Regions from separate parts of the Homo sapiens genome. Here region 1 is linked to region 2. A link is a loop called in an ENCODE intact Hi-C map of the cell type or tissue named here. Cell type or tissue: breast epithelium. All regions are shown on one strand. Each heading gives the region's core, and the rest is flanking DNA. Links, peaks and the distances in the headings are about the cores only. Region 1 holds the start of CCDC201 (coiled-coil domain containing 201). Region 2 has its middle 15 kb from the start of RAMP3.

Region 1 (16,566 bases), core at 5,431-13,430, 720 kb after region 2:
ACCCCAGTCTCCAGAAGCTGTGAGTGGGATGAGACACTACCACTTCCAACAGTGCGATGGGCTCTGTGATCTGGCACACCGGACCTCTCATGAGCCCTTAAAACAGAGAACTTTTGCTGGCAGCAGGAACGGCCAGTCAGAGGGATTCCAAACCTGAAAAGGTTTTGTTCAGCCCCTGGTGACTTGAAAGTTGAGGCAGCCAGGTGATGAGGAAGGCAGCGGCCTTCAGGATCTGGGAGCAGAGCAGCCCCCAGCTGACAGCCAGCAGGGGAACAGGGAGCAGACCTCAGTCCTACAACCACAAGCAACTGGATCCTGCCAACCTGAAGGAAGCTGGAGATGGATTCCTGCCCAGATTCTCCAGGTAAGAAGCCACCGTCTCACCTGGAGAGAGCCCAGGCAGAGACCCAGCTGAGCCACCAGGACTGTGAGATAATGAATGGATATTGTGAGTGCTATTTGTGGTCATTTGTTATGTTGCCATAAAAAATTAAAATGCAACAGAAACACTAATAGAAAATAATACACAATAGAAAACTGATATACAAGTTAGATGATTTAAACACATAACATAGGTGTGTCTTATAACGCAAAGCTGGCAGTGCCCAGAAATCAGGTCTTTGAACCACACTTGGCTACAAGGAGGCAGAGGGGTTCAGGCATTGTGTGTAAATATATTTATTTTAGGGAAAAAGGGTTTGATTTCAATAAAGATGAGTTTGTGGGCATTTTAAGTTGAATAGAAACTGTACAAGAATGCACTTCCTTTCCTCATAGGTTTTGTCATGCGCGTCCGTGTGAAGAGACCACCAAACAAGCTTTGTGTGAGCAACATGGCTGTTTATTTCACCTGGGTGCAGGCAGTCTGAGTTTGAAAAGAGAATCAGCAAATGGTGGTGGGATTATCATTAGTTCTTACAGGTTTTGGGATAGGCGGTAGAGTTAGGAGCAATGTTTTGTGGGCAGCGGGGGGATCTCACAAAGTACATTCTCAAGGGTGAGGAGAATTACAAAGAACCTTCTTAAGCGTGGGGGAGATTAAAAAGAACCTTCTTAAGGGTAGGGGAGATTACAAAATACATTGATCAGTTAGGGTGGGGCAGAAACAAATCACAATGGTAGAATGTCATCAGTTAAGGCTATTTTCACTTCTTTTGTGGATCTTCAGTTGCTTCAGGCTATCTGATGTGTATGTGCATGTCACGGGATATGATGGCTTAGCTTGGGCTCAGGGGCCTGACAGGTTTCAAAACTGCATTTTCTGCAAAATACATGGGTTCGCATACACAGTGAGAGTTAAGATCTATTTTATCCCAAATAATTGCTGCAAGTTACATTATGCTTACCTCTAAGTGAGCATTGTTGGTGTTATTACCAGGGCTATTGTTTAGCTGTTTATTATTTTCCTCAAAGATGATCATTTAGAAATCTTGCCCTATGTCTAACATAAGCGGGCAGCACTCATTTCTCCGTGTCCCTCAGTCTGAGAATGCCCTGTCTCCCTTTCTAAGTTTCTCATCGTCTCCTGTCCCCAAGAATTTGGAAAGCTTTGTAGCAGCCAAACAGAGACTCAGTTCCATAGGCATGTCTAGGCGCTGGGGCAGCAAGACTTGTTCTGTCTTTAGCTGCTTCCTGTAGGTATCTTCCCATGGATGGAACATGTGATGTGCACCATTTGTGAAATCCAAGAGATTGCATTTTGAACACTTTAACTAGAGTGCCTATGGATAACTGCATATACTCCAAATATGTAAAAACATAGTAAGTACATTGTGCTAATATGTAGAAGATGCAATATGAATATCTAGGAAATCATCTTATATGTGAAAACATTCTTCTGAGTGCTGATAATTCCCAATCTTTCAAGGACACACTTCCCCAGAGTCACTCACATTATTTTTCTTCCTCCAGGGACTCATTTTGAATTTGAATTTCATTCTTTGAAAAACGAGATAGAAACATAACTACATGCCTGAATCACTTTGCATCAAACACAGACCACGGGAATAGTTCTCATGAAAACAGTTTATTTTTAATAGTAAAGACTGGAAAGAATTACTCTGATGTATTTATCTCTATGGTGTGCAATATAGGCAGTTTTTTTCTGCTTCTTTGTACTCTAATTTGTAAAATAAACATTTTTTAAATCTGATAATTTTGTAACCCAATAATATATAAGTTATAAAAAAAGAAAAAAGTAAACTTTTTAATAGCTTATACAGGAGGAACTAGTTCATAAAACCTATAAATGTTTAAACACACTACACAGTAAATAAATTTTTATCACTCATATAGAACATCCAATGAAATATGAAGTTACTGTCTAACTGCAGCCGCTATATCTAATCCCTCCTGTGAAGAATCTCATTCTCTGTTGGAAACCTCCAAAGAAATGTGGGTGTTTCCAGGAAGAACCCAATTATTGATCAGGAATATTTTCCACCCACCCTGCAGATCTAAACTTTTCACCTGTCTCTTAAAACTGAACATCCTAGACCTCACATGCCCTTAGAATCTATTATGTCCTATCTTTTAAGCCAGTCTGAGCCTATGTTTTAAGCCAGTCTCAGATTTCATCTAGGGGTTGCCCTTCTCACTGACTCCAGATGCCAGCCCACCTGTCCGCACACTTGAAGGGAGGCAGTGTAGGACTAGGCTGGAAATGTGTGCATTCTTTTTAGGAAGTAGAAAGCAAGCTTTTTAGAGTGGATGATGCAAACATTTATATGAATAAACTCTAGCTCTGTATTTAGTAACCATAACATGTCCACACAAACAGGTCTTGCTGAGATGCCTGTACTTGGGAGAATTGATGCTGACTTTGGGTTAAACTGAAGCTACCTGGACATCTCTTTCTTCTTCCTTACAATATGTATTACCTTCGTATTATTGATCACCTGGGTGGGACCCTGATGTTAAGCAGGGAGCACAGCGTTGGAGAGTGTAGGGGGTTGGCCCATGTAACTGTTAAAGGTTAAGTTCCTCTAGCCCTACACACTCAACAAACACAGCCAGCACTCTCAGATTTCCAGAATGCCTTCCAGGTGAGAATCACGGTTTTGGGGCTTTCCTAGAGTGGCATTTCAGGCTCACTAGGATACCTACCCTGCCCCTGATACCAGGTGTGGTGACTCCTGGAGACTTCTCAGCCATGCAGTGTGGGTGGACTGGCCTCTGAGTTCCTCTAAGCTTCCTTGCCTTTATCTGCAAACATCCTGGGATCCCACAGTCTGGTTTCTCCTACAGCCTATTGAGGAAGGAGGTAGGTACCCTCTAGGGGTGGGACTATGGGCACTCCCCTCCTCTCAAAACCTGGTTCCTCTCCACATAAGGGAAGGGAACATACATCCCTCACCATTGGTGCTCCAATGAGACCACCATAACCATAGGGTTGGAAACCCACCATCCAGTGCAGAGATTTTCTTTCCAGTTCCTGCTTCAGGCCTTCAATCCTGCTGTCTCAAATATGCTCATGGGGCATTGGCCCAACTCTTTCCTGAGAAGGCTGAGTGGCTACGGCCGCCCTCGCCTAGACATCAGCTCCACAGTCATTTCATCAGTCTGGGATGGGGTTTCCTCATGTGTCAGGTAAGGAACCTGAGGCTCAGACAAGCAGAGAGCTGTCTCCAAGGCCAGAGCTGGGCAGTGGAAAACCCAGGGCTCAAGTTACACACCATGCAGAGCCTTGTCTTCTTTAACCTGCCACCTCTGCTGACCCTCATCAATGTCAATGCCTCCCAGAAACACATTTACAGTCTAAGCAACAGGATCTTCTCAAACCTGTTTTTCCCACCCCATGGAGAAGGGCAACAGCATTGGGGGCCAGCCCAAGGAGGGCACCATGTGGACGATGAAGCCAGCCCAAGGCAGGCAGCTCTAGAGCACCCTGCCTTCCTGTCCTGGCACCAAGCACTCAGTCATCTTCGATGGTGAGCTCATGCTGGGTGGCTTCCTCAATGTTCTGAAGCACGTAGATCTCCCACTGTCGCACTCGCTCCATCTGTTTAAAGGAAAGGCATCACCCCATAGCAGCATCCATCTTTACTGGAGACAAGCTCTTCTGCTGCAAAATGTGCTTTAGAAAATAAATGCCCACTCAAGGTCTGCAGCTGGCCCAGCCAGCCCTATACAATTCTGCCTGTGTGCTTCAAACATACTTCAAATGGGATACTGTGCCACCCAGAGGGCCCACTCTTGGTGTGGAGACAGACGAGTGTATAGGTGAATGGGGTAAGGTGCAGATGAAGTCTGTGTCTGACAAAGGAGGGGACAGGGACAAAAAGTTCCAGGGAAGGGGCAGACAGGCTGCGAGCATGGAGTAGACGAGCCTGCGTGGGAACAGGTGCATAGGTCAGTCTAGATGGGATTTTGTAACTGTGCTCTCTAGAACCCCCTCTTCTAGGAGGGTGTTTAGGGCAGCTGCAGCAGGGAATGAAGGAGGCCTCCCCAGTTCAGCACAGGGAAGACGAGGATGGGTAAACTCCTGACACTAAACACGATGCCAGGATGGAGTAGAGACTGGAACCTGGGGATTTTGGGTGGCTGAGTCAGATCACGTGGAGTGTAGCTGGGGTCCGCTGGCCAACAATGGCAGGCCCACCATGGGTCAGTGGTCAGTGTCTTCCTAACGCCCTGAAAGTGTAAGACAGAAGCAAACCCACAGGACTGAGAATAAGGAACGAGAGTGGCCTCCAGAGGGCCAGCTGTAAGAGCAGAAGGCCTGAGCCAGAGCCAGCAGGAGCCACCGGGAGGCGTCCTGGAGCAGAGACAGAGTGGCCAAAGCTCTAAGCACCACTGCTGGCCAGCAGAGAGGGCCAGGCTGGGGTCTGCAAGATCCCATGATCATCTGGTAGGAGGACCAGCGAATTCCCAGTGCCCCTCCCTACCCGAGGCAGGGGCTGCCTTCCTGGTGCCCAGTGTTTATGTCCGTCCACAGAGGGTGACCTCTAGGGAGGCTGCTGAGAGCTGAGGCTCTCAGAGGGCTGTGTGGCGCAGGCACTGCCTGTCTGGACTCCCAGAAACTCAGTTTGTCACAGCGACTGAGGAAGATGCAATAGCCTCTGATCCCACAGAGGGGCCTTGTGGGGATCCAGGCTCAGCTGGGGGCCGCTGGGATGCTCCATCGGGAGCATCCACAACATGCGTTCCACATGGGTTGTTCCCCACAAGCTCTACCCATAGTGAGAGCTTCAGGTCCCTTCTCACCTTCAGCTCCCAGAATACCCCAGCCAGTCCCACCTCTCCTGGCCGCAGGTGGGAACATTAACCCATGGGGATGCTGACTAGCAAGAGGTGGCAGATGTGGTGCAGTGAAGAAGCAGTTAACCCCCGGGTGACCCTTGGTGGACAGTTCCCACTCGGAACTCGGGGCTTTCCGTCAGCTCCCACCCAGCCCTGTGATGGCCCCCTCCAAATCGGGAGGCAGCAGCCAGGCACAGCCACAGGACAGCAGGGCATGGAAGAGAGGCTGGAAAACTCCACTGCAAAATCAGCACCCTCAGAAGGTGAGAGAAGACAGCAAGCAAGCCAGGGTAAAGAACATGAGGGAGTGTGGCAAGGAAGAAAATATCATCATGCAGTAACCTCGGAAGACAGAACTGAGCAACTCTCCTAAAAAGTAGAAGAAAGGGCTAAATAGCAAATAGAAAAGAAACTCAGAGAATCAATCAGGATGTCCAACATCCAACTGCAGAGGATCACAGACGGAGAAAGAACACAGAGCCCAAGGTTAGGAAGGAAAAGTAGGGGAAGGTCTTCCAGAGTCAGATGGGCCCAGGGAGTGTCCTGCAGCTGAGCAAGACTACTCACCCCAAAATGAAACTCAGCACCACCAAGAACCACAAAAGGGACCTGGAGAGGCTTGGGCAGGTGGGAGTCAGGGACAGGGGCACACAGGGCCTTCCAGTTCTGAGAAAGGGCTCCAAGACTGCTGGCCGGAAAAGTGCCCCTTCTCAGGAAGCTACTAGAACAAGGCCAGAGGATAAACCAGGAAATGGGCGAGGAGGCAGAATTCTGCCAGGAGAGGGCCAGGGCACCTCCCAACTGGCTGCTACCCTGGGGATCAGAGCCCTTGCAATCCTCTTCTCATTGGGTCCTTTCAGCTTCACAGCATCTCCAATTAGCAAAGGAAGAAGATGGCCTCTGAGAGTAAAAAGTAGGTCTGAGACAGTGTGTGCCCTGCTGGTTCTCCAGCTGTGGCAAGGGCCTGCAAACCTGGCTATGGTGAAGGTGGGACATCCCTGTCACAATGGTCCATGGAAAGACACCAGAGCCACCCTAGCCAGGTCCTTAGAAATGCAGGAGTGCTCCAGGAATGTAACAGCTCCCTCTTCAAAGCATAGGAAGATGCCAAGAGACTCAGCACAGCCAGGCAGATTTTTACTAGAATAGGCTGTTTTCTGCTATTCTGTAACAAGATGACATATCAGACCTTCCCTGTCACCCCAACATGTCTGCAAAGCCCCAAAGCTGAAAGAGTCATCACCCAGACTCCTGTGAGCTAAAGAGCAATGACAAAGCAGCCAGCCAGCGGCAGCCTGGGTCTGGATGCCAGACCATGAGGCCAGGAAGCTCATGTTTACCATAGGCAGCATCAGTCACGGGGGCCCTCAGAGCAGAGAGCTGTCTTGGGACAGGGCAGCAGCAGGTGTCAGAAAGGCTGGACAGCCTTGATCCTGTCCCATGTGACCTCATGTGCAGAGTAAGGGTGTGTTGGCCCCCAATGCCACGCCATGGGAGCATTAATTGGGGGAAGGAGGGTGTTGAGTGCTCCATGTCCCAAGCAGTGCTCACTCTCCTAATCTTCCACAGGGACCCAGAACTCCTGGGGGAAAGGGATGGGGCAGGGACAGGGTTAATGCATACCGCAGCTGCCCGCTTCTTCGGGTCTCGTCTCTTCCTCCCTGTTGTGTTCAGGATCCCAGGCAATCCAGGGTTTTGTGCCCAGCTCTTTGCCCGGAGGGACTCTTGCTGCTGCTGCTGCTGCTGCCGCTGCCGCTGCCGCTGGGTTAAGGAGGCTGATGTGGGCGGCTCCTCCCCAGGAGCTGAGAGATCCAAGCTGGACTCCTTGGAGGCCCAGAGAGTAGAAAGCCTCCTTTTCCTAACAGTGGCTGGAGGGCTGACCCCTGCTGGGTGGGATGCAAGGTCCTGAGAGAAGTGTGCAGGCATTGGGGACCCACTGAGATAGGAGGCACCTCCCGATGGCCTTGGGCTCCAACCCAGGGCTGCCTCCTCAGGGGTGCTGTGTTTCAGGGGCTTTCTCAAGGTGGGGCTCCTGATTGCTAGAGAGGGGCTCTCATCCTCAGAGGAGCTCAATCCTAGATCCTGCAAAGTAAAAACAGAGTTTTGAGTCCTAGAAAGTCCTGGGGAGCCTTGAGACAGGCACTAAACTCTGACCCCAGGCACATTCTTATTTAAGCATGATGGCCCCATGAGGCAGACCTAAGTTGTCGCCCAGAGAGGGGAGTGTGCAGAACCCAGGGGCAGAACTGCAGGCCCTGAGATGGAACCCTGCACAGGGCTAGACCACGCCCCTCTGTGCTTGCCTTTTCATGGATGTAATTATTGTCAAAACAGTAAGCATTGTCAGAGATGTATTTTTCAAGAATAGGATTGAAGCATAGATAACATTCAGGTAACCATATTTTTCCACCAAGAAAAATCTGTAAGGCATTGTCAATGAAATCATCCTGACTTGTAGACTCACAACATAAAAAGGCAAAACTGTTGACAAACATTGTAGTATTTTATGAACAGGTGAAGCACACTGGGCAGGTGGCTTGCAGTAGGTGCTGTGTGCCCTGGAGGTAACATCCCAACCCCAAGCCCCAGGATGGACTGTAACAATTCCATCACAGCCAATGTTTTCTTCCAAAAGAATGCCTTAAGTGAATCATGCTCCTGCACTCACACCCTTTTCTCAGATCCTGATGAACTATACCCGGCAAGCACATTTGTGTTCACCATAAGGTATGTGCCTCTGCAGTGCCCCTTGAAGTCTGTCCATGTTAAAGTGACCTGACAGCAGATTGAGTTGTCCAATTGCTTTGTAATGATCTCTTGGTGTCTCAGACACACACATGCGTGCTCCTAACTGGTATCTCCGCACATCTGGCCGATTTACTACCAATGGAGGTAACTGCCAAAGCAATATCAGATTTTTCATTTTATGTTTAATCCCACTTGAATGGAACAATTTCCGGCATTTATTTTTTGGTAGTAGGAGTAACAGTGCCCAGTTACAATGTCTGCTGCAGGCAATGACATCCTAAATCAATTAAGGAAGCCACTGTCATTCAGGGTGTAGAAAAAACTGGAACTTTTCTAAAAGAAAAGAATGTTAAAAATGGAATGATTTTAACATTTCCTGATGCATGCCTGCCAATACCGTATAATTAGCAAGTGCATGTCCATTGCCTGGACAGAGCCAGCAATCACAAGAATGCAGAATGTACCTAGGAGAGACTCAAAAAAGCACATCAGCATTCCTGAAAACAGGTCCACTCCAGTCTAAGGTGAAACCCTGAGGGCTGCACCTAGGAGTCCACCTGCTCAGGACTGGCTTGCAGCTTCTTCCCAGGCTGATAACTGTGTCATAAGTTCAAGGACGTCACCACTTTGCTAAATTATTGTATGCATTTGTACACAGAGAGGATTATCTGGTAGTTAATTTTGGGGGAGGCACAGCTAGAAACCATTTTAATGATGGTGAAGTAATAGAGAGCTAAGTTTCTCTTAGAACAAAGAGATAGATGAGCACTTGCTTTAAACCTGAGATGGATTAGGGATATTCATTCAAAGTGGTGGGAAAGTATATTAGTTATTTACTGGGTAACAAATACACCAAAACATAGTGGCTTAAAACAGACATCTGTAATTGTAATTTCTATGGGTCAGGAATTTGGGAGCAGCCTCTCTGGGAAGTTCTGGCTTGGGGTCACCCATGAGGCTGTCATTGAGGTATTGGCTTCATTCATCTGAAGGCTTGACTGGGGATGGAGGTTCTATGCCAAGGTTGCTCACTACCCACATGCCCTGCAATTTGGTGCTAGCTATTGGTGGGAGGCCTCAGTTTATTTCTGCCTGGCCTCTCCAGGGGCTAGTTGAGTGTCCTCCAGATACAGAATAGTCTTCTCCAAGGAGAGTAGGCCAAAAGAGCACAGCATGGAGGCTGCAATGTCTTTGTATAATCTAACTTCAGAAGTCACACTCCTTCATTTCTGCAAAACCTATTGCTTGCACCAGTCAGTTTTCTTCAGTGTGGGAGAACCCCACAAAGGTATGACTACCAAATTGTGAAGGTCACCGATGGCCATCTTAGGGACTGGCTGACATAGAAGAGATAGTGAAAATTGCATTTAAGGAGAAGCCACAGTCCCTGGTCTGTGGCTTCTCCCACCTCATCCCCAATGTGAGGCCTCAGGACTCCCCTCACTCTTCAGAGCACAGATGGCTGGACAAAGAATGGAAAGAGTCTTACATCATCCTAGGAGATGAGCCCTGTATTTTTCAAAGCCAGCACTCTGACATGGTTTTTGCATCCACTCTGGGGAGGACCCTTCCTCAACCACCCTGCCCTCAGCTTTCAGGGGAAGGGGCTGTAGCACTTAAACACAGCTCTCATTTTCTAAGTGAATTCCTCTTGTTAAAGTCAAACAATATAGAAACAAACAAGTTATACTAGAAAGTCCAGTTGAAAGTCCAGTCTTAACCTTTCTCTAGTCCTTCTCCCTCTAGGTAGTTTCCTTTAGCACTGTGTTACCTCTCCTTCCAGCATATTTCCATGTAAGCAAATATGACACATGCATTCCATATATAAAGGAAAAAACTTAGGTATCTGCATAAATGGAATCATAATACACATTGTTACATAGTTTTCCACATCCTTGACGATTTCTCATGTCACTGACTCTTTTGAACAAAACATGCACAATAGAATATTTGAATGTGGCATAATGAGATAGTATAGAAAGAGCTATGTGTTTCACTTCCCACCAAGGCCTTAGAATGAGGCCAGGGCAGAAGAGGTTTGAAAAAAAATGTGGTCTAAGGAAGGTTCTTCTTGGAACCATCTATTCAGTAGAGTGTGCTGGAACATTAAAATCTGTTCTCATTGATTTCTTATGCATTCTTATGAGGTAAGTATAATTGTAGTCAAGTCACCAGAGGAAATATTCAAACCCAGATGGCTTATTGGCCTGAAACAGAAGCAGCAACAATGAGGTGTGAACTAGAGTTGGTGAAACCAAGGCTTACCCAGGAGCAACTGTTCTGTGGAGGTCTGGCTTCACATCCCAAACCCGTCAGTCTTGGCCGGAAAGGAGGGAGGGAGTGCCTCCTCCTTTTGGGATGATGAGTTGATCATGACCACTTACAGAGCTTCTACTGTGTTGCTCTTGGAGTATGTTTATTTTGTACATCGTTTCCTTCAGCAAAGCCCTTAAAACTGGATTTGTGTGAACTCCAAATAACCTGAAGGATAGGATTTACTCCACAGCATGAGTCAGCATCAGAAACTGCCAAGCTGCTTTCCAACCTGCCTGCACCATGTTTCTATCCCACCAACCAGCATCCCGTACATTGCTGGTGGGTTGGAAGAATAGTACAGGCAAGCTGGAAAACTGCTACTTTACAGTTTAGTTGCTCCACATTTTTTTTTTTTTTTTGAGACAGAGTCTCGCTCTGTCACCCAGGTTGGAGTGCAGTGGTGCAATCTCAGCTCACTGTAACCTCTGCCTCTTGGATTCAAGCGATTCTCCTGCCCAGCTTCCAGAGTAGCTGGGATTACAAGCATGTGCCACCATGTCCAGCTAATTTTTGTATTTTTATTAGAAATGGGGTTTTGCCATGTTGTCCAGGCTGGTCTCGAACAGATGACCTCAGGTGATCCACGTGCCTCGGCCTCCCAAAGTGCTAGGATTATAGGCGTGAGCCACCGCAGCCAGCAGTTGCTCCACATTCTTACCCACATTTGGCACTGCCAATTTTTAATTTTTAAAAAAGTTTTCTGACAGTCTAGTAGTGCATCTCATTTGCACAAGCAGCATCTTACTTGCATAGTGGTTTTGATTTGCATTTCTGTAATGAGTAAAGAAGTTGAACATCTTTTCATGTATTTATTTACCATTGATATGACTCCTTTGGTAAGCTGAAAGAACTAGAAGCCAAATATATTTGTCATGTTAATAAAGGCAAACAATAAACTCACCTATTAAAACACTGAGATTGGGTTAGAAAGCAAAATCCAACTACACATTGCATACAGTGAGACATACCTAAGACAAAGTACTGTAGAAAGCTTCAAAGTAGAATTATGGGCAAAGATAATGCCACAGAAATGCAAATGAAAAAATGTGGACATCAATATTTATATTGGAAAAGGTTGAATTTATGGCAAAATACATGAAACAAGACCAAAACTGGAAGTACAGTGTAATAAAACCCAAAACCAAAATGCATAGCTGTTATGATTACAACAGACAATACAGCATCAACATTCATAGAGCGAACTCCTAGGAAAAAAATACAGAAAATCAGAAATAAAGTAGTAACTGAGACTGATTCACCTTTTTAAGCCCATGCTAGATCACGGGGCGGGCGGGTGGAGGAACAAACCAACAACAACAAAAAAACCAACAACAACAAAATCAAAATCCCATAGAAGATTATCTTGTTACTTGGAGAATAATCAGCACTGGAAAGACTTTAAATTCTTCAACTTCAAAAAAGAGATTGAGATCTCAGAGTAAAGTTAAGAAATGGGGGTGAGAAGACAGACTGGGACTTTTATCAAACAGAAACTGCAAGGTAACATTAAGTATATTTTTATTAACAGAAACTACTTTTAACTAATCTATTTATAAAAGTGATCTAAAAATCAGTACTTAAATGTTGATAATTTGATGTTTTCTGATAAAATATTGTAATATATTGAAAGCTTACAGAGAAAACAATTTAGTATGTTTTACAAATGTATGCCCAGAACAGATGACCCAGACATGCATAGGAGGATGTCATGTGGCAGAAGGTACATCTCAAATAATTAGAGAAGAATGTGTTTTTGTTCTCTTTCATCACATCTTCTTCTGGCTGGTTGGCCACTTGGGAAAAAAATAATAACAGCAAAGCCAAGTCCCTGTAACTCATGGCTTACACTAAAATAAATGACAAGGAATCTAAGATTTTAAAAATTCATAAATTACCAGAAAAAAAAACAAAAAAATTAAAAATCTGAAACAAAGTCGGGTTCTTATATCACATTGTTCACCAAGATAACTCCAAGTGGATTAAAGACTTACATGTAGAAAAGAAAGCCATAAGAGTATTAGAAGGAACTATCAGTGCATTATCTATAAACTTATGTAAGGCTTTGCTATGACTTACAACATAGAGGCCATAAAAGAGCTAGACTACATATAAACTTATAAAAACTTCTACAATAAAAAGGAAAGAAAAAAGATACACCAATGCAAAGACAAAAGATGAACCACAATTTCTATAGAAGATAAACAAGCAGTGAATCTTCCTATTTAGAAAAACATCCAACAACCTGATGGATAAATCCACACAGTTTCTTAACAGTTCATAGAAACTGGTCCTTCAGTATACACATGCTGAACCTCATTCTCAGTAATAAAAATGCAGATCAAAATGAAACCAAATTCCCATTTGGTTTTATCTATCGGACTTCAAAAATTTAGAAGTATGAAAACTTTAGACAACACAAGGAGGAAACTGGAACACCTTCTATGGAAGGCAGTTTGGAAACTGGAACATCTTCTATGGAAGGCAATTTGGTAGCACTCAAATTTGTAAGTTAGTATTCTATTTGGACACCAACTCCCCTTCTAGAGAGTTACTCTATAGAAGGATATTCGAAACAGCTAAAAACAATGTTTCCTTATGGTGGGGAAAGGGCTGGAGGACAGCAGTGGTCACTGTGCATCTTATGCTTTTGAAATTTTATGCTCTTATACTTTTGATCACTTTTGAAACCACAGGCATGCATTTTCTATTTATAAATAAAAAATAGAAAAAGAATCCCTACTTCTCTGACGAAGAAGCCCAGGCACGGGAAACTAGGAATGGGGTGCCCAGGACTGCTGGGTTGGGAGAGGGAGTTACTTCTCCATCCAGCAGGCGGAGCTGTAGGCTCCAGAGCTGTATGCAACGCAGGGTGCTAAGGACAGGTTTTAACTTCAGGTGGGATTGTGATCTACTTCTGCAGGATGGCATTTCCTTTTGCATCTAGAGCATGAGGTGTCCTGTCACTGTGCCCTGGGGCTGCTGGTCCCCTTGGTGGCCTGGCTTTCCCTAAGGGCTGTGGCTAAGGTGGTTCTTAATGCTGAGGTTCCAAAGGCCTCATGAGACAGGCCAGGGGAGGAGATGGAGGAGGACCAATGCCCAGTGTCTCAGGACAATGTCTGACCCCACCTGATGTCACTGAGATTGTGCGTGGGCTCTGGGGAATCTGGAGGGCCTGGGACACACCTGGGGCCTCAGAGCCCAGGCTGATGAGATGTGGAAGCCCAAGGGCTCTGGCAGAAGATCTCTCCTGCAGGCCATGTCGTGGGCATCAAGAGGAGACTCTGGGCAAGGCTCCCGAGGACCCCAGGGTGTTAGTGCCCGGCCTGCCCAACCCACAGGCCACCAGGACCAGGCCACAGCTTTGTGCCAGCTCAGGACAGGGCCAGGCCTAAGGCCAGTCCTCAACCAACCTCTTGCTCGGGCAGCCTTGAGGGCCCTTCCTTCCTACCCACCCGCCACCTCTTACTGTATTCAGCTAGATCTCATTCCCAGGCTGCACCCCTCCCCACCTACCTGCACCCCAGGCTCCATCCTGCTTTGCCTCTGGGGCTGGCTTCCAAGTGGGCAGTTGCAGCGCCCACCCTGTGGCCCTCAGCACCAAGAAATACCTGCTGTGTCCCCACTTAGGCCCAGGTAGGTATGCAGGAGCCCACCCGAGCCAGAGTTAGCCTGACGGCCACGCCATTGCACAGGTGTGGGGCAGGTTTCCCTCGCCCTCTAGGTCTTCCCCTTGTTGGTTTCTGTTGTGTGCACCTGAGCCTGTGGGAAGTGAAGGCTGGCTGGGCACTTGCGCCCCACCCCCCCACCCCCCAGCAACAAGCCACCTGTGCCAAATACTGTTTGATGTGCATCATAACCACCTACGGGAAAGGAGATTACCACCCCAACTCAATCCACAAGGCAACTGGAAAAAAAAAAAAACACGTTTCCATGTCAAGAAAAGAGGACCCACAACCACTGGACTACAAGGTATGTTTCTCTGCAGAAGACTCCTTACCAGTCAGTCCTTCATTGAGTGCTTCTGAAACTTGAGCTGCTCAGAACCTCCTGGAGGGCTTGTTAGAGCCCAGAGCGCTGGGCCAGCCCCAGTTCCTGATTGGGCAGGCCTGGGCAGGGACCCGTGATTGGTATCACCTAACGACTCCCAGGTGTTGCTCTGCTGCAGGTCCACTTAGGAACCACTGCACGAATGAAAGGCAACACGTGCCACAGAGTAATGGTAAATTAATCTTTACCAATCTATACTAAAGCTGATCTATACTAATAGTAATCTCTAACCATGCCTTAACTTTTTTGGGGAATGAAACTAAAAAGAGCAATTCAGAAGCTAGTAACGACTAGAATGATCTGTGGTAGTTTGTTCTTAGACATAATCTCAGTTTTCTAACAACCCCAAAGCAAAGTTTTTAGTGTGCCTATTTTATTTTATTATTCATTTACTTACTTTTTTTTTTTTTTTTTTTTCAGACAGAATCTTGCTCTGTAACCCAGGCTAGAGTGCAATGTGATCTTGGCTTACTGTAACTTCTGCCTCCTGGGGTCAAAGGATCCTTCTGCTTCTGCCTCCCAAGTAGCTGGGACTACAGGTGCATGCCACCATGCCTGGCTAATTTTGGTACTTTTTTGTAGAGACAGGCTTTGCCATGTTGCCCAGGCTGGTCTCGAACTCTGCGTGATCTGCCCGCCTGGCCTCCCAAAGTGCCAGGATTACAGGTGTGAGCCACCATGCACGGCCAGTAAGCCTGTTTTAATAAGGGAAAGACAGCCCATAGTTGTGGGGCAAATTGCTGGAGTTTACCTAGTGGTATTTAGCAGAACCAAGACAAGAACCCAGGACTGTCTGACTCCAAAATAAGTGCTTTTTATCCCTTGCTACTCTGTATTGTTTTTCTGAACTTTGCCACTAAGTTGCCATGTGATTTTGGTGAATGAATGCTGTCACTGGCTCTCTCCTTTCTCTGTAAAATGAAGTGCTATGTGAGGGCTTTCCCAGCTCTGAAACATCTGCACATAGGAACCTAAATGAGGAGGCACGGCTGCAGAGCTAAGCGGCTCTCAGCACCCAGGCCTGTGTACAGCACGCAGAGCTGAGGCCTGCGGTGAATGCTCACCCTCACCCTCTGACTGTCCGCTTTCAGAACACTCAGTGGCAAGAGAGGTTGAGATCCCTGAATCCTGGGTTCTTCCTGAGGCTTCAGAGAGCACTAGAAAGGGTTTGTCAGAGAGCCATCCCAACTTGCCCTGGTTGGCGCAGAGCAACACAGCCGGGTGACTGGCTCCAGGTTCAAGTGCTGAGAGTGGCTCGAAATTCTTCTACCCTGGGGGTGGGGCTCTAGGGGTACAGCCTTTCTGGAGTGCAAGTTGGTGTGAATGTATGATACACTTAAAAGTATGGATGGCCTTGAACCAGCAATTCCACTTGTATGAGTATGTCAGGAGATAATCAAACTGAGTCATTCCTTATTTCCTGTTACTGGTAGCCATGGAGTGTTATCTTTAAAAGCCCAAGTAGATGCAGTGTGCAAAGCCAGGAAAAGGACACTGATGAAATAAATTAGAATGAGTCTGAGGGAAGGAATACTTTGCAGCCAGTATGTGAGTATGAACATGTGTATGTGCATGGATGTACACATGTGTGCATACACACACTACAGAGAAGATGTTTGTGATATATTAAAGGAGAAAAAAGCTATAGAATAGACAGTATAGTGTGATCTCATTTTAAAAATGACACAGGGTTGGGAACAGTGGCTCACGCCTGTAATCCCAGCACTTTGGGAGGCTGAGACAAGTGGATCACCTAAGGTCAGGAGTTCAAGACCAGCCTGTCTAAAATGGTGAAACCCCATCTCTACTGAAAATACAAAAATTAGCCAGGCATGGTGGTGTGCACTTGTAGTCCCAGCTACTTGGGAGGCGGAGATACGAGAATTGCTTGAACCCGGGAGGAGGAGGCTTCAGTCAAAAAAAAAAAAAAAAAAAAGAACAAAATTAACACAGGCACATATGTACACACATATCCAAAAAGAGACACACAGAAATGGTAGCGTTTGTGACATCCAGATGGCAGGATGGTGGATAAACTTTAACATCACTTAATTGTTTCGCATTTTTTCTAAAAACAACACCTAATGAATAAGAGTGTTTGAAGGTAAAGCTCCCTTAGCACCGTCAATTCATTTTCCAGATGGGGAAACTGAGGGCAGCAGAAGGGAGAGGCTTGTGCAGAATACTGGAGTGAAGCAGCGGGGGCTGCTTGGT
Region 2 (16,566 bases), core at 5,023-13,022:
CTGAGGCCTGGTTCTGAGATGAGGTTTCTGGGAGAAGCCCCCTTGGCCGTCCTTTCTCTAGCGGTGGCAGAGCTGGGTGCTCTAGCCTACTAGAAAGATTTCAGTGGCTCCCGCCATGCTCTGCAGACATGGCGGTCCTTCAGCCTACTTACCCCCATGACATTTTGCAATTTTATTTTCTTTGCTAACATTAGAGGACCATTAAAAGCTAGCTTTCTGGTGTGGGAATACAGAAAGACCACCCACATGAGAACAGGCAAAATCTCTTCATCTAGAGCTGCTCTAGCAAGGGGGCTGGCCGCCATCACTGCATTTGGCCAAGACTCACAGGCAGGCAGAGGGAAAGGGAGGGAAAGCTTCACAGTGGAAAAGGGAGGCTCAGGTGAGCCCTGATGGAGGCAGCCAGCCCGGGGAAGCTGGGGCAGCTCACTAGAAAGGGGGCTGCCTATGTGATTGGTTAGAAGAGCATATTTGTTTTGTTTCTGGCTGGTCCTAAGTTGGAAGCAGGGACAAAAATTAGGGAAGCTGCCAGTTATTAATCAAGTTCTGGCCATTTGGGGCCGATTGTTAGAGGGGTTATTGTTTGGCCTTCCAGGATCGTTGCTAGAGAGAGTGGTCTGACTTCCTATGCATTTGGCTGCATAGGAATAGCAGGCTGGCATCCCGGCTGGTTGCTGCAGACTATGGGACAAGTTCTACTCATATGTATGGCCTGGCTATTGTCCTATTTGATATTCAGTCTCTCCCTGGTTTCTCCTGAGGAATCAGAAGAAAGACCTTTGGCAGCTAGGCAATCCAGATCAACTTCCCCTCTGAGGATGACTCAAGAAGCTGAACAATAATAGCCCCCAAAAGTCTTACTGAAAGCATCAAAAAGCTAGCAAGATCTGGAAGAAGACAAGAACCCAGCGGGGTGAGCCTAGACGTTCCAAGCTGCTTTTGCTCTGGAGGCATTTCCAGTTCCAGGGAATTAGCCTGAAGATGAGCTTTGTTTCTGGCCCTGTCCTTGGACTGGAGGTCTAGACGCCAAAGCCCAGTAAGATGTAAGAGGACAACATTTCACCTGATTTTTAATGCAGCTCTGCCAGTTTTCTTTTGGCAATGTCTATTGGTGATACTAATCTTGACCAATTTTTGCCGAGCGTCTCCACTGCTCAGAAAGAGACTAGCAGCCCTGACATCCGGGGGCCATGCCTTAGGGTGCTCCTGCTGAACACAAACAATTACCCAAAACATCGACCTCAGAGAAAGAAGCCTGCTCCATAATCAAGTGTAACTCAGGAGAACATCAACTAACCACAAAATGGCCCAACAGCTCCCTCTCCTGGGTCATGTGAGCAATTGCTGCTTCTTTACCAACTATAACTTTAGCTGAAGATATTTCATCACAGAATTAATTACTCCTGCTGCCTGACAGCCTCCCACCCAGAAAAAAACCCTGTTTTCTTAAACCCTCCCCCAAAATCAAGGCCCAATCTCATGAGGCCTTTATAACACCCTCTCCCCAAGTCGCCTTATGGTTCTCCAAAGCCTGTGTTCTCCCTTGTTACTGCAGCAAGAAATAAACCCAACTTGTTCAACCTGGTGGCCTTCGCCTGGAAGTCTTAACACTGAAAAGTGACTCTGTGTATCTCTCCATTTGTAGTTAATAAATATCTTGGGGGTTGAATTTGAGATTATACTAATAACTTGTTCTTTTCAAACTTGTGCCCGCTAATTTTAACATTCGTTGGTGGATCTTGTCTGTACCACTTATTACTGTGGTGTTTGCCTGATGGTAGTTTGTCTTCGTTCTTCTACACTTATTAACTGGAATTATTCTGTAAGGAAAGGCTGCCCTTTGCCCCATCATTTATTAGATTACTTAGCACTTTGTTCCAGCTTTGGCCATTGGGAGTGCCTTGAGATTGGCTCCCATGTTCTTTTGACAACTGTTCTTTTTTTTGGGCACTTTCTCACTTTCTGGCATGAGAAGATGCTCCAAACTCATCTTGTAGCTTCCCTGCTTCAACCTGGGAATGAGCCATTTTTCTAAGGATCATGGTGCCTTTTTACTGGAGAATGGTGCTTAGAAGCTGAGATCCTAGCAGAGCTGTCCATGCTCCTGGGTTGTCCCTTGTTGAGGCTCTCTCATCAGCAGACAGGCTAGGAAATATACGCATGTCTGCTAACCCACGCGTGGACATGCATGTGTATTTCTGTGTCTATCTGTTTGTATGCAGATTAAAGTCCTGAGTTTATACTGATACCTCTGGTTCCAAACCAACACAATGGGGCTCGCTTTAGCCTTTCCTCACTTGTAACTTCTTTTTCCAACAGTGAGAAACCCAGCTGTCATTATTATGATATTCTTACTAATTTTTTCAGTTCTAGTCCATGCCTCAAGTAGTTTCAGAATTGCTTGCCACACCCTTGGAGGAAATACATTCACTGGCTACATTACAGCATTTCTTTTTTTTTTTTTTTTGAGACATAGTCTCACTCTGTCTCCCAGGCTGGAGTGCAGTGGCACGATCTCGGCTCACTGCAACCTCCGCCTCCTGGGTTCAAGTGATTCTCCTGCCTCAGCCTTCTGAGTAGCTGGGATTACAGGCACGTGCCACCATGCACAGCTAATTTTTATATTTTTAGTAGAGACAGGGTTTCACCATGTTGGTCAGGCTCGTCTTGAACTCCTGACCTCAGGTGATCCACCCTCGTCAGCCTCCCAAAGTGCTGGGATTACAGGCGTGAGCCACCGTGCCTGGCCCATCGCAGGATTTCTGTGCGGTTCTTTTTGCCTTTAGCCATACAGGATCCAGTCCCGGTACTGTTTTCCACAATGACTTAGGTGAGCTCTTTTCCTCCCTGCTCCCTTCAATGCAGCTGTGCTGTTCATTTGCAGTGCTGTGAAGCTCAAGTGCTACTGTCTGCATTCCATTTTGGGTTTTGCTTGTTTTTTGAGTGTGTGAACTCTACTTTAACTCTAAGAGTCACACAAAAGGCTAGAGACGCAGAGTGTACCCCTCCCCATCCTATCACTTTGTTCTCATCCCCCTGGGTACCCTTTTTCCACCCTTCTCTTAGGTGACCAATCTCTTTAGCTCCTCATTTATCCTTTTCTATATTTCTTTGGCACAAATGAGCATGTACATGTCTATTTTCTTCTCTCTTTTTGAGACAGAGTTTTGCTCTTGTCACCCAGGCTGGAGTGCAATGGCACTATCTCGGCTCACTGCAATCTCCACCTCCTGTGTTCAATGATTCTCCTGCCTCAGCCTCTCAAGTAGCTGGGACTACAGGCATGCGCCACCATGCCCAGCTAATTTTTGTATCTTTAGTAGATGCGGGGTTTCACCCGTGTTGGCCAGGCTGGTCTGGAACTCCTGACCTCAGGTGATCCGCCCGCCTCGGCCTCCCAAAATGCTGGGATTACAGGCATGAGCCACCACACTGGCCCATAATCCACAAGTTTAATATGTGGTAGTTTCATTATTTTTCAGTTCAAATATTTTATCATTTCCATTTTTATTTCTTCTTTTGCTCATGGTTTATTAGAAGCATATTTCTTTAGCTGTTAAAAAGGAGGAAGAGGCGACAGAGCGAGACTCCGTCTCAACAAAAAAAAAAAAAAAAAAAAAAAAAAAGGAGGAAGAGCTCCACAATTGAGGTGAGGGTATTTCTAAGACATACTTTAAGTGAAAAAGGCAAAACACAAACAAGTATCCATAAAATGTTATCCTTCAGGTAGGAAAGAAGGGGATGTAAGAAAATAGACATGTCAACTGGGCGTGGAGGAGGAGCATTTCTTCCTTTGCTCTTTCCAGCGGCCATATGAGCAGTGTCATCTACGTTCTGCAGATAAGGAAATGGACTGAGAATTCATTTGCTCTTTCCAGCAGCCCTATGAACAGAGTCATCTATGTTCTGCAGATAAGGAAATGGACTGAGAACTTAGACAGGGAGTGTGTCTTCTTTCTCTCTGCACCCCGATGCCTGAAAATGTCGACTGGAAGACACCTAGGCCTGCAAGGCTGTGAGGGAAGTCAGGGGGTCCCAAGGGCTGCCTGTGGCCACCCTGACTTGGATCTGGAACACCTGCTCCTCCTTACTCATTGCTGCCTGGCGTGGCTCCACACTTACCCACTCCTCCAAAAAATGGCCCTGGCTAGGTTGGGTTTACAGTGGATTATTAATGCTTTGATAATCCTGCCTGCCCTCTCCCTCCGCCCTCTCTCTGTCTCCCCAGCCTCCTGCTCCTCCTCTGGTCTTCCTGTCCAGTCATGCTGCCACTGTCCTGCCTTTATTCTGTAGGCTGAAACATTCCTGCCTCCTGCTTCTAGTCTTCAAGTAAACTTTCAAGTAGCGTATGTTCCTCAAACATGGCTCTCAGGGAGCAGATCTTACCAGGAGTGGAAAAGGCTCCCCGTTGCCTGTCATGTGGTATATACACTTCTAGAAAGCCCTCCATAAATCCATTTCAGTAAAAGGGACATTTACCACTGCTAAGAAGGGATGGCTGAGCACACTAGTTCTTCACTTAACAACCAGAGTTATTTACAGAATCTCCTTCCTACACATGCTTTTGGGATTTCAAGTTTGAATTGTGACTTGAGTCTTACTCTGTCACCCAGACTGGAGTGCAGTGGTCCAATCATGGTGCACTGTGGCCTCATCCTCCTGGGCTCAAGCAATCCCCTTAGTTCAGCCTCCCAAATAGCTGGGACTACAGGTGCACATGACCATGCCCATCCAATTTCTAAAATTTTTTTTGTAGGGATGGGGTCTCACTGTGTTGCCCAGGCTGGTTTCGAATTCCTGGCCTCCCAAATGAACTCTGAAAAATTTTTTTTTGTATTTTTTATTTTTTTATAGAGACAGTCTCACTGTGTTGCCCAGGCTGGTCTCAAACTCTTGGCCTCAAGTGATCCTCCTGCCTTGGCCTCTCAAAGTGTTGGGATTACAGCTGTGAGCCACCGTGCCTGGCTTGACTTAATTTTTAATAAAATGTGTGTTTCAGTAGGGTTTCCTTTGTTCTGCATGGCTAATTATTGTACTGAGCCACGTCTTCCATGCCCAGAGGACATCTGTGTTTCAGTCAATGGACCCCATTGCTCCCCATCCTTGCCCACAGGTGCTTAGGCTGCTCCTCCTCTCAAGCTCTTAGACTCATGCATCAAAACATCCAAACAAGGTCCCTCTTCTCCAGATATCTACCTCTTCTCCTACAGTGTCTCTTCCTGCCTGAGTCCACCCTGTCTCACTCTGTCCTCTGCTTGCCTACGTGTATAAACCATACTCCTCAGAAGCATGAAAAGCTGCAGGCTGAGATCTTATTAGGCTGGGCCAACGTGGAGTGCAGTGGGACTGCCCTGCAGTAGTGGGAGTCGTGGGGCGGCCACTGTTCCTGCCAGCTCAGGGGTGGAAGAGGAGCATTTCTTCATTTGCTCTTTCCAGCAGCCCTATGAGCAGGGTCATCTATGTTCTGCAGATAAGGAAATGGACTGAGAACTTTAGAAAAGGACCTGGGAGCCAGGGTCTGAAACAAAGTCTGTTTGACACCAGAGTGAGGACAATCATTCTGCCCCGGCTTTGATTGCATTTTATGGTGAGGCTCAAAAGAGAAAATGGGAAAACTTCCTATGGGCTGTGACATGCTGTATAACGTTGGGCATAGTGGTTACTAGAAGTCCTTGTAAGCACTGTGAGCCAAGAAGGCCAGCGGGGTTGAGTGCTACTAGAAGGTTAACAGGCTGTCTTCTAAGAGGCCTCACGAGGTGGGGATACCTCAGTGGTACTGTAGTATCGCCACAGCATCCAGGCTTAGGGCCTTAACCTCACAGGCCCAGAAATGCACAGAAAACTTCATACACAAGGAAGGACTATGTGTTAGTTTATTCTCACATTGCTATAAAGAACTACCTGAGACTGGATAATTTATGAAGAAAAGAGGTTTAATTGACTCACAGTTCCACAGGCTGTTCAGGAGGCATGGCTGGGGAGGCCTCAGGAAACCTACAATCATACCGGAAGGGGAAGTGAGTACCTTCTTCTCATAGTGGCAGGAGAGAAGAGTTCTCGAGAGAGTGTGAGAGAAGGGGGAGGTGCTACACACTTTTAAATGATCAAGTCTTGTGAAAGCTCACTCACTATCACGAGAACAACAAGGGAGAAATCTGCCCCCGTAACCCAATCACCTTCTACCAGGCCCCTCCTCTGACACATGGAATCTCAGGTGTGAACATACTCCTCTGGCCTCCCGGGCTTTCTTGTTCCACCTATCTTCTGTTTCACCCAGAGTATGGCCATTCTCCAGGTCCTATGTCTGTCCTGATTTCTACACAGGTGACTCTTTAGCCATTTTAGGTGCTACTTGGGTCATTGGAAGAGATGATCCAAGGTAAGTTTGGGAAAGGCAGTGCTATGGGATGAAAAGAGCCAACAATTGACTGAGTCAACAAACTGGACCCCACGCTAGCTCTTTTGTGTGTGTGTGTGTTTCTTTTTTTTTAAATTATTATACTTTAAGTTCTAGGGTACATGTGCACAACGTGCAGGTTTGTTACATATGTATACATGTGCCATGTTGGTGTGCTGCACCCATTAACTCATCATTTACATTAGGTATTTCTCTTAATGCGATTCCTCCCCCCTCCCCCCACCTCACGACAGGCACCGGTGTGCGGTGTACCCCACCCTGTGTCCAAGTGTTCTAATTGTTCAATTCCCACCCATGAGTGAGAACATGTGGTGTTTGGTTTTCTGTCCTTGCGACAGTTTGTTCAGAATGATGGTTTCCAGCTTCATCCATGTCCCTACAAAGGATGTGAACTCATCCTTTTTTATGGCTGCATAGTATTCCATGGTGTATATGTGCCACATTTTCTTAATCCAGTCTATCATTGATGGACATTTGGGTTGGTTCCAAGTCTTTGCTATTGTGAATAGTGCCACAATAAACACACATGTGCATGTGTCTTTATAGTAGCATGATTTATAATCCTTTGGGTATATACCCAGTAATGGGATCACTGGACCCCATGCTAGCTTAACCACCGTCCCCTCTCTGGGTCTCAGATTTGCAACAGGTGGCGGGAGTGTGGGAACTATGGGCCTCACCCCAGAGTGGCTTCCAGGAAAGAACTTCCTGAAGCTGTGTGTGTGGCTGCCTTTGCACTCTGCAGCCATTTTATTCCAGGAATGTAACACATAGGCCTGTGCAAAGATTTTACCATGAAATCACATTGTTATTTGTTGTACAGAAAATCTAACACTAGAAAGTTGGTGATGTCCATTGTGATATCCACACAAAGGAATACTATTCAGCCATCAGAAGCCTTCTTTTTACAGTAGGGCTGAAAAGGGGAGGAGAAAATAATTTTCACTTTATGTATTACTGTGTTGCACAAGGTTTAAATTGATATATTTCTGTCTTCTTTACTGCTACCACCATGTACTCCTTTAACTTTATAGAAGGTTTTATTATTACCAAATAGTAAAATGGTCATAACAAACTAAGAAAAAACATCAGTATCTTCCCTGTTGTAAAATCTAATGAAGACAGATAAAGGATTTCCAATCACGGCAGACACAGTACTGGCAGAATGGTCATACTCAGGACACGAGAAAGCCAGGGAAGCCAAAGAGCACATTCACACCTGGCATTCCAGGTGCCCAGTGCATGTTCTCAGAGCAGCAGCAGGGGAGCCTGGAGGGTTATGATTTCACATGAATCTAACTAAAAAACGTAAAAAGTAGGCTGGAAGGTATTATGATTTTTTTTTCTAAAGTCAATATGCCACAGATGATTTTTATTTCCTTTTGTTTCACTTCATTTTTTATTTCTTCCCCCAAAACGACATGTACCACTTCTGTAAAGTGCAGAAAATGCAAACACAAAAACCCGGAAGGTGCCTTCCAAGTCTGCGAACTGCACAGGAGCCTGTGCCCCCCACCTCTCCAGAAGCCTGCCTTTCCCCAACTACCAACACCAGTTTCAGATCTTTTGCTATCATGAGGGTTCAGGACAGCTCTGCTCTGACATCCAGAAAGGAGGAGAGTCCCAGGTCAGCCATTTGGCCCTGGACAAATAGCCCTTTATTTACTTCTTTCTCCCTGTAATATGGGGACAGACAAAAATGAAGTTATTAAGTGCCTATGAACTAAGAGCTTCTGGCATACTTCATCTTTTTTTTTTTTTTTTTTTTTTTTTTAGACAGAATCTTGCTCTGTTACCCAGGGTGGAGTACAGTGGCGTGATCTTGGCTCACTGCAAACTCCACCTCCTGGGTTCAAGCGATTCTCATGCCTCAGCCTCCTGAGTAGCTGGGATTACAGGCACCTGACACCACGCCTGGCTAATTTTTGTATTTTTAGTAGAGATGGGGTTTCTCCATATTGGCCAGGCTGGTCTCAAACTCCTGACCTCAGGTGATCTGCCCTCCTCGGCCTCCCAATATGCTAGGATTACAGGTGTGAGCCACCGCACCTGGCCTACTTCATATTACTATTATTATTATTATTTTAAAAGATTCCCAAAGCAAAATCCTGGCATCCAAGAAAATCTGGAAGGAACATCTTCAGTTTCATGGCCCATGTCTCTTGCATTTCTCCTCAACACTTCTTGTGCCAAATGCTCACCTCCCTGACAGGGACCATCTTTGGTATTCACCAAGTCCTCCAGATCTCTGATGAAGGCCTCCCCCTTTTTCAGTTCAGGATATCAAGTCTGGCTTTGGGTAAGCACAGTCAGCACTGAGAGGCTACCCCGTTAGGCTAGTGTCCTTGAGCTCTTAGTCAGAAAGCCCATTCACAGCCACAGCATTTACTTTGACTCATTAGAGGTGTAACCTATTGAGAAAGATAAAGGAATAAGCAGAGGACTCAGGGATTCATTCATCCCACAAAAATCTGAGTCTCTACTATGTGCGAGGCTCTCTACTGGGCATCAGAGGCTTGAAGATGGGTAAGACAGGATTGCCGCTCTCATACGGCTGAGGAATACTATATGCAGTTTTGCCCCATCTCCTGCTCACACTCTCCCTGGCTCTGTATTTTATGTTACTATATTTCCCCTGCCTTTGCATCTGCCATGACTATGACTGTAACTATCCTGAGAGCCAGGGTGAGCATCTTCCAAGTTGTAGACTCACCATTCTTCTCAGCTTTTTGTCCTGTTTTTGACTTAATTAAACAGGAACCTGGGCTCTTGTGAGCAGGATTAGGGGAAAGAGCGATGAGTGGCTATAAGGCATCAAGGACTTGATTCTATTCCGAGACCAGGAGGTCAGCGAGAATGAACCATTCCAAAGGGATCTTGCCTTGAATCCATGCCCCAGCCTTGTGTGAGGGAGAGTGTGTGTGTGCCCATCCTATTGCTGGGGTGGTGTGTCTAGTGTGTGTCTAGTGTAAATTGGATCACAGTGGTGTGTTGAATGTGGGAAGGATCTGGCAGAGTGATTCAGTCCTCAGATGAGGGTATCTGGAGGGTGGGGTTCAGGGAGCTGTCCCTTGTTTGCTTTTCTGCTTGTTGAGTTTGAGGCACAGGTAGAGGACAGACTGGGGGCAGAGAGGTCAGGGTCATTTCAGATTTGTCTGCACAGGGTGCAGAATGCATGGTCTTAATGGTCATGGATTATATTGCCAAGAGGTGCTGAGGGAAGAGAGAGACTGCCAAGGGCCAGTCTTGGAGAAAGCCTGTGTTCTTAGGGCAAGGGAGGGAGAGAAAGACACTGAGAGGAGTGACTGAAGAATACCAGGAAGGAGAAAGTATGGGGGGTGGGGTGGAGGGAGTAGGGAGATGGGGGAGGGGAGGTAAGGGGGCCGCAAGTGCCAAATGCTGCCAAAGTTGGAGAAAATGAGGTCTGGCAGTGTTCACAGGGGTTGGGAACCAGGAGCGTACTTTGGAGCTTTCAGTGGCGCCTTTTCAGGAAATATCAAGACTAGAGGGAAAGGTTAAGATGAAAGGTGGCGAGTAGCGGGAAAGATGGTTGGAGGGTAGATGCTCCAAGAGTTGGTTTGTAAGGCAAACGTGGCAGAATTGGCTTTGGAAACAGAACCCCATATACCATCCCTGGAGTGGAGGGAGGGTGAAGATGAGGCGTGTAAAGATGAAACGGGGGAGCAGAGAGCACATCAACTTTTACCCAGTACAGGAGGCCACGGGGCCATCCACAGAAAGTGATAGGGACAGGAATGCAGCTGATGCTCTGGGGGACTGGGAGGTCTCGGTTGATAGCAGGCAGCTGTCCTTCGTTGAGCTTCGGGCTGAGCTTTGTGCTCAGGGCCTTAGACTTCATCATTATCTTAGCTATCTCCACAAAATCCTTCCAGACCAGACATTACCCTCATTTTACAGACCAGGAAACTGGGGCTTAGAAAGGCCAAGTAATTTTCTCCATGTGACATAGTTGGGAGGTGATGAAGCCAAGAGGTGAACACTTAACCCCATACCTAGGAGGGGATCAGCTGTGGGGCGATGCTGAGCCCTCCTACAAGGCTGCCCACGCAGCAGGACTGCTGGGCTGCTGCAGGCGTGGGGAGAAGCCATTTTAATAATGAAATGGAGAGACCCATAAGGCAGGCATAAGTATTGCTGAGACTTTTATTTTTGATTCTAGAGAGTCCAGAATACATGATTTGATGCAAGGAGGGCTGCCTTATCTTGGAGAATCAGATCAGGAATGTCCTGGGCCCCCCAGTTCTGCCGGGTAAGGGCGGCAAGGGCCGCATGGGTAGGCGGGGCTCGTCAGCCACATTCTCAAGAAAATCTTTTCCAATCTGGGCAACATAGTGAGACCCCATCTTTAGAAAAAACAAATTAGGTGGGCATGGTGGCATGTGCCCTTAGTCCCAGCTACTCAGGAGGCTGAGGCAAGAGGATGGGTTGAGCCTGGGAGGTTGAGGCTGCAGTGAGCAATGATGGCGCCACTGCACTGCAGCCTGGGTGACAGCATGAGACCCTGTGTCAAAAAAAAAAAAAAAAGCTCTGTGCTCCAAGGTGATGGGAGCTACTTTGGCATTTGTGGCCACCCACCGAAAACCAGAGGATGGGAAAAGTTTGCCAGGGAATGCTGATGGCGGGGGGGCACCGTCTTTGGGATAGTGGGAGAGGCTGCTGTGCTGGGGATCGCTCCAGCACTGGTCTGGGGCTTGGGGCTCCTCAGCTGTGCCTCTGCACCCGGGGCCCTTGGATTTGGTTTCCTCCTCCGTGGCTGTAGGGACCCTACAGAAGTGTCCTCTCAGCCTCTGTTCTTCTGGAAGGCTTGGGACAACCTGATGCAGACCTGGGGACTATGGCTAATGAGTGTGGGAGCCCCAGACAGAAAGCCAAATGGGAGGGGTGGGGGGTGTAGAGGCTGTAGGCTGGGCCCCTGTGGTTGGAGAGGAAGGTTTAAGACACAGTCAGGAAGGCTCTGAGGGCTGCCCAGACATAGTCTCTGAGGGGCCCTTTTGAACAGCATTAGGATGGGGCTAGCCTAGGAACCTCTAGGAAAGGAGCCAGGCTCACCCAGGGCTGGAACTTGTAGTTGAGGTGTCCTCTTCAGCATTGTCTGTCCCGTAAGCATAAGGCTGGGGGGCTGGCGGACATCAGGCAGTGTACCCAACATGGGGCAAAAGGGCTTTTACAGCCAGCGGAGCCAGGTGCTGTGAGCAGTATGAACGAAGGCAGGCCGGGAGCAGGGCCGTGGGCCTGGGCTCGGGAGGAAACCGCTGAGCAAGGTGGGCTGTATCCCCAAGTAAGGAGTCCCTGCAGGGGGTGGACGGGAGTTGACAGGCTCAGGCTGAGCTCCACTGGGCTACACTGAGTGTCTCAGGCCTCTCCATCTCAGGCCACGATTGTCCTGGGGCCAGCTGGGGTGGAGGTGGCAGCAAGGTCAAAGGGCAAGAGAGGTAGACAAGGCTAGAAGCACTAAATGCTCTGGGAACCCCAGGTGTGACTTAGAGATGACTGTGGAAGGGAGGGCAAGTGGGCCACCTACTGGGCAATAGGCCAGGGGGCAGCGGTCACAGAGTCACTGGCTTCTGAGACCAGACATGAGCAAGAGTTGGGCCTTAGGCACGGAATAGCACACCCTGTTGCTGCCCCCGAATACCCCCTAGGCTGTCCTAAAGCAGACTTTGCCTAAAGCCCAACGAGAAACGGTGCATGCCTCGGATGAGGGCTGGCCCCACAGCTGGATCTGAAGAAGGACTGGAGCACGGGAGTACATGGGCACTGGAGTTCTCTCTGCCTCTCCTCTCTGGCTGCATCTCTCGGCAGTGCCAGGGTTCTCTCCTCCTGAGTTTCGGGAAATGGTCCCAGGCTGAACTGAAGTCTCAGCCCAATTTCAGATTCCCAGCAAGGAGACTTTGAGCAGGAGCTTGGGTATTATGTCCATCTGACCATGCAGAAGGGGTGGAGACACCATGTGACTAGCTTACACTCAGCTGGGGGGTTGGAGGTGATTGGTTTGCACACTGGGCAGTGGTCCCAGGAAGCTCCTAGGCAGGTGGGGAATGTCATGTGTCCAGAAGATGCATGTGCAGATGTGTGTATACATGTATGCCCTACCTGTGTGTGGGGATGCCCTGAAAACTTAAAAAATTATGTAATAAAAATAAATTTTGCAATAGAAATATTGTTAAAACTTCAGAAAAGACACAAAAGAAACTTAACTGATATCTCTGGACAAGTGGGACTGAGGCGTTAACATTTAGCACTTTCGTAACTAAAAAATTATTTTGTAATAAAACATTTTGTAATAAAATAATTTTAAATAAAATATCAAAAAGATATTGTAATTGAAATTAATAAAATATATATTAAATATTTTTATAATAAATATGTAAAAAAAGTGACAAACACTCTACAGTATATCAATGTTTAAAACAAGAAAATGAAGACACACATAAGTATAAAAAATGCAAAACTGCAAAAAGGTACAGAGTGTTTGGGTGAGGGAAAGTTCATTTAGTTCTGTCCCAGGCATTTGATGGTGAAACCCAGTTCCTGAGCTGGGGATTGCGGGCGAGCGCAGGAGGGCACCCAGCCCAGAGATCAGATGTGAGAAAAGAGTCAAGGAAGGCTCCTCGGAGGAGGTGACCCTGCAGCTCCATCTTGACAGGTGAAGTTGAGCCAGGAGGAGACTGAGCTGGGGGAGCTGACCCGGAGGAGGAGGGTCTCAGAGCGAAATGAGGAGCCGGTTAATTCCAGCAGAAGGCAGAAATGAGCCGCTGAGAGCTCAGAGAGGGTACATGGGCATCCTGGATGGAGGACACACGCGGCTCACCTCCTCCAGGCTCTGAGCTGTGCAGAGAAGCGGGCCAGGCTCAGCCCGTACTCGGCTCCTCGGCGGCAACCGCACTCATGCATGAGAAGAGCGGCGTTCCTGTAGGTCAGACACCGCAGAGCTCGCCCCTTAGCCTGGCTGGCTTCTCCTCCTGTCCTGGCCTTTGAATGTCGAGCCTGCCGAGCCCCGTGCTTTTGCAGGGTTTCTGCACAGGTCCAGCCCGGCAGCCCGCCTCTCTCTGAGCTCAGGTCAGCCTCACAGCAACGCCCGTCAGGCCTGGCTCCTTCCCTCCACTACTGCTCCTTGTCTGCAGCCGGCCCCGTCCACCATCCAGGACCTAGGCAGACCAGCGGAGACTTCGGCATGGGCCTGCTATTCCCCAAACTCACCGGCTCACCATCTCCCCATCTCTTTCCCTGCGGAGGCATGTGTCCTTGTGCTTCCGGTGGATCCTCCGCACTGCTTCTCAAAGTGCCATGTGATGTCACACTCCTGATGCACGTGCACAACTTGCAGAGGGCATTTGTTCATTCGCTCATTACACAAGTATGCGTCAGGCGCACACGTTGTACTAAGCATTGTTCTGGGCGCTGTATTACAATCATAAACAAGACAGATGTGGACCCTGCCCCAGGTAGCATGCATTCCACAGGAAGGCATGCAGTAAACTTGAACATCATTCATTCCTCTCAGTCTTTTCATTTCCCCGGTGAAGGGGAAAAGGAGTGCAATATGAAGTCAGCACTGGAGTGCAAGAGGGGCTCCCCAACTACTACCTGAGGGACTTCAAGTAAAGCAAATCAGGCAATTAATCAGAAAATTACATTATTTAAAAAAATTTATTTATTTAGACAGGGTATCACTGTGTCACCCAGGCTGGAGTGCAGTGGCGCGATCACGGCTCAACACAGCCTTGACCTCCTAGGCTCAAGTGATTCTTCCATCCCAGACTCCCAAGTAGCTAGACTACAGGTGCTTGCCACCATGCCTGGCTAATTTTTTTTTTTTTTTTTTTTTAGAGATAGGGTTTTGCCATGTGGCCTAGGCTGGTCTCTAACTGATTTATTTATTTGAGACAGGGTCTCACTGTTTCACCCAGGCTGGAGCTCAGTGGTGCGAACACGGCTAACTGCAGCCTTAGTCTCCTGAGTAGCTGGGACCACAAGCTCATGCCACCATGCCTGGCTGATTTAAAATTTTTTTTTTTGTAGAGACAGAGTCTTGCTTTATTGCCCAGGTTGGTCTTGAACTCCTGGGCTCAAGTGATCCTCCCACCTCAGCCTCCCAAAGTACTGGGATTACAGGTGTGAGCCACTGCTCCCAGCCATGACTTTACTTTTTATTGAAGGATCAGGTCTATTATCACAAATGTGGAGTTCAGATGGTAGGTCAGTCAGCGTGCTAGCTGGAGATGGGACATACTCTCCAAAGAGCAGATTGAAGCAGGGAATGTCTGTGTACTGTGGTGTCCAAGGAGCCAGCGCTGTATGGGGAAGCACACCTAACATCTGCCAACCAGAAAGGGAGCCATCCAGCTGCAGCCCCAGGCCTGAGGGAGCAGGGGAAAGGGGCTGGGTCTAGAAGCCACTGGCAGGGCTGCATCGAGCCCTTCCATCTGCCACTGGTGCTTCCTATTGGCCAGAAAAGCGAAGGTAGAGGATCTGTGATGTGTCTGAAGGTTAGTGTGGGTGGAAGATCAAGTGTGGCACCGATCCAGGGGGCAGACATGAGTGCCCAGCATGGACAGAAACTTTCTCTCCATCCTTCTTGCCAGCTAACAGAGAGGACCTCACCTCGTCCTCCTCTGTAACAGTGGGGTGTGGAGAAAGATGGTGTTGAGTGGAGAGTGGTAGCAGGAGAAGTCACTGGCAGTAGTTTTAGGCTGACAGAATCTCTTTGAGCAGAATTACTAAAAAATGAAAAAGGGGTTTCCACCTAGAAAAAGGTGACTTGGGGTTTTTGTTGTGTGACTCTTTTGCAACCAGAGGGATTCTCCTCTCTCTTGGCTTTGAAGGTTTTTCACCTTAAGTCTGGGCTCCATAGACCTTTTGAAATTTGAAAATCACAGAGCCTGATTGTCGGCTGACAACGGCCAGCACCATCCATTGTTGCACTGCCTTCCCGTCCCCTGTGGCTTCCGTGTGGCTTTGTGGGAACCAAGCTGTTTGTGGAGAAAGCACACAGTCGAGCGTTCATTGGAGAGGGACCTGGTGGGTGGGCGATTGTCATCCAGGACCCAGGCATGAATAAAGGGTGACCAATGAGAATAAATAATAGCGCACATGAGCGGAGGACGGACTTGAGGACAGTCCAGCCGGGTTCCCTGGGGCAAAGCCTTCTCTCTGAGCCTCCATTTCCTTGGTATTACACACTAAAGTCCTGAGTCCTGGGGATGGGTTTTGAGGTTTGGAATTCAACATGAAGTGACTCAGGCAATAATTTAAACTCTTTTTCCATTATTGAGTATCCATCTCCTCTTTTAAGATACATTCTAATCCGATCCGTCATTCGCTAGATGATGCCGTTATCATCCCGCTTTAATCAGGTTTGAGGCTGGACGGTAAACTGAGTATCTGAAGTAGTCACACATTAAGACCAGTGAGGCCTAATTTCAAGGATGCAGTGCAGCACAAGAGGGGTTTCGGGTTGTTCTAAGGGAGTTGATGGTTTCAGAATGTGTCCTTTGTAGTGGGGCATGCAGGACCCAGGGAGAGGATTCTATTGTCCTCTTCCCTGGGGAAGCTCAGAAGAGGAAGATCGTGGGGTCATCTACAGCTCTCGCCACTGCTCTCATATCATTGCCCTCTACTCTCCCTCCTGGGTTCCCTTGACTCTTGGCTAGCATGTTGGACAGTCTCTCCCTGGTCTCACCAGCCCCTCCCAGGCCATAGCTGCAGCTCTTGCACATTTACTGTCAAAGCACTGCCAGGAAGGGCCCGGAGACCCCTAAGTGGACTGACTGCCTGGGTTTTCCATCTTCCTTTTTGGCCCCGGTGTGAAGCCGCAGCCCTTCCTTCCCCAATGATCAGGGTCAGCTCCTCCTATCAGAGTGGTCACTCTGTTCTCCCCCTGGTAGGATCAGGACGTCCAACCTGCAGAGTCAGAGTTATGGGCATGGGCAACATGACTTCCCCATGTGGGCCACTGGAGTGATGGCGTGGGGCCTCCTGCTTCTTCTTTGATATCCATCCCTGTGGAGTCTGCACAGCAACATGGCAAATGTACACTGCATTGTGGAGGATGGGACCTCACTCTCACAGGGCTTCATCTCCAAGCTGGCTTTTCAACAGGGTGACCCTGTACTCCAGCAGGAGGG

Evidence for each region. A loop is a pair of places that touch in the nucleus more often than their neighbours do. Peaks named below come from ENCODE experiments on the same cell type or tissue, not always from the same donor. Only the 100,000 strongest peaks of a DNase experiment are listed, where the experiment ranks them.
Region 1: it touches region 2 in a loop (5-fold over the local background); 68 of 110 quality-filtered maps call a loop at or near these places.

What each region holds. Positions count from the first base shown.
Region 1 is chr7:45,859,172-45,875,737 of GRCh38, forward strand. CCDC201 (coiled-coil domain containing 201) reads right to left here and starts at 13,911. Exons shown (of 3, transcript NM_001395235.1): 1 at 13,819-13,911; 2 at 6,865-7,323; 3 at 823-4,000. The coding sequence starts at 13,836. The coding sequence ends at 3,914. In breast epithelium, for the core only: no CTCF peak of the experiment used is centred there; a DNase peak (open chromatin) is centred at 8,497.
Region 2 is chr7:45,135,007-45,151,572 of GRCh38, forward strand. No RefSeq gene overlaps it. Among named protein-coding and RNA genes, the nearest start is that of RAMP3, 15 kb to the right of the region's middle. RefSeq lists an enhancer at 5,857-5,926. In breast epithelium, for the core only: no CTCF peak of the experiment used is centred there; no DNase peak of the experiment used is centred there.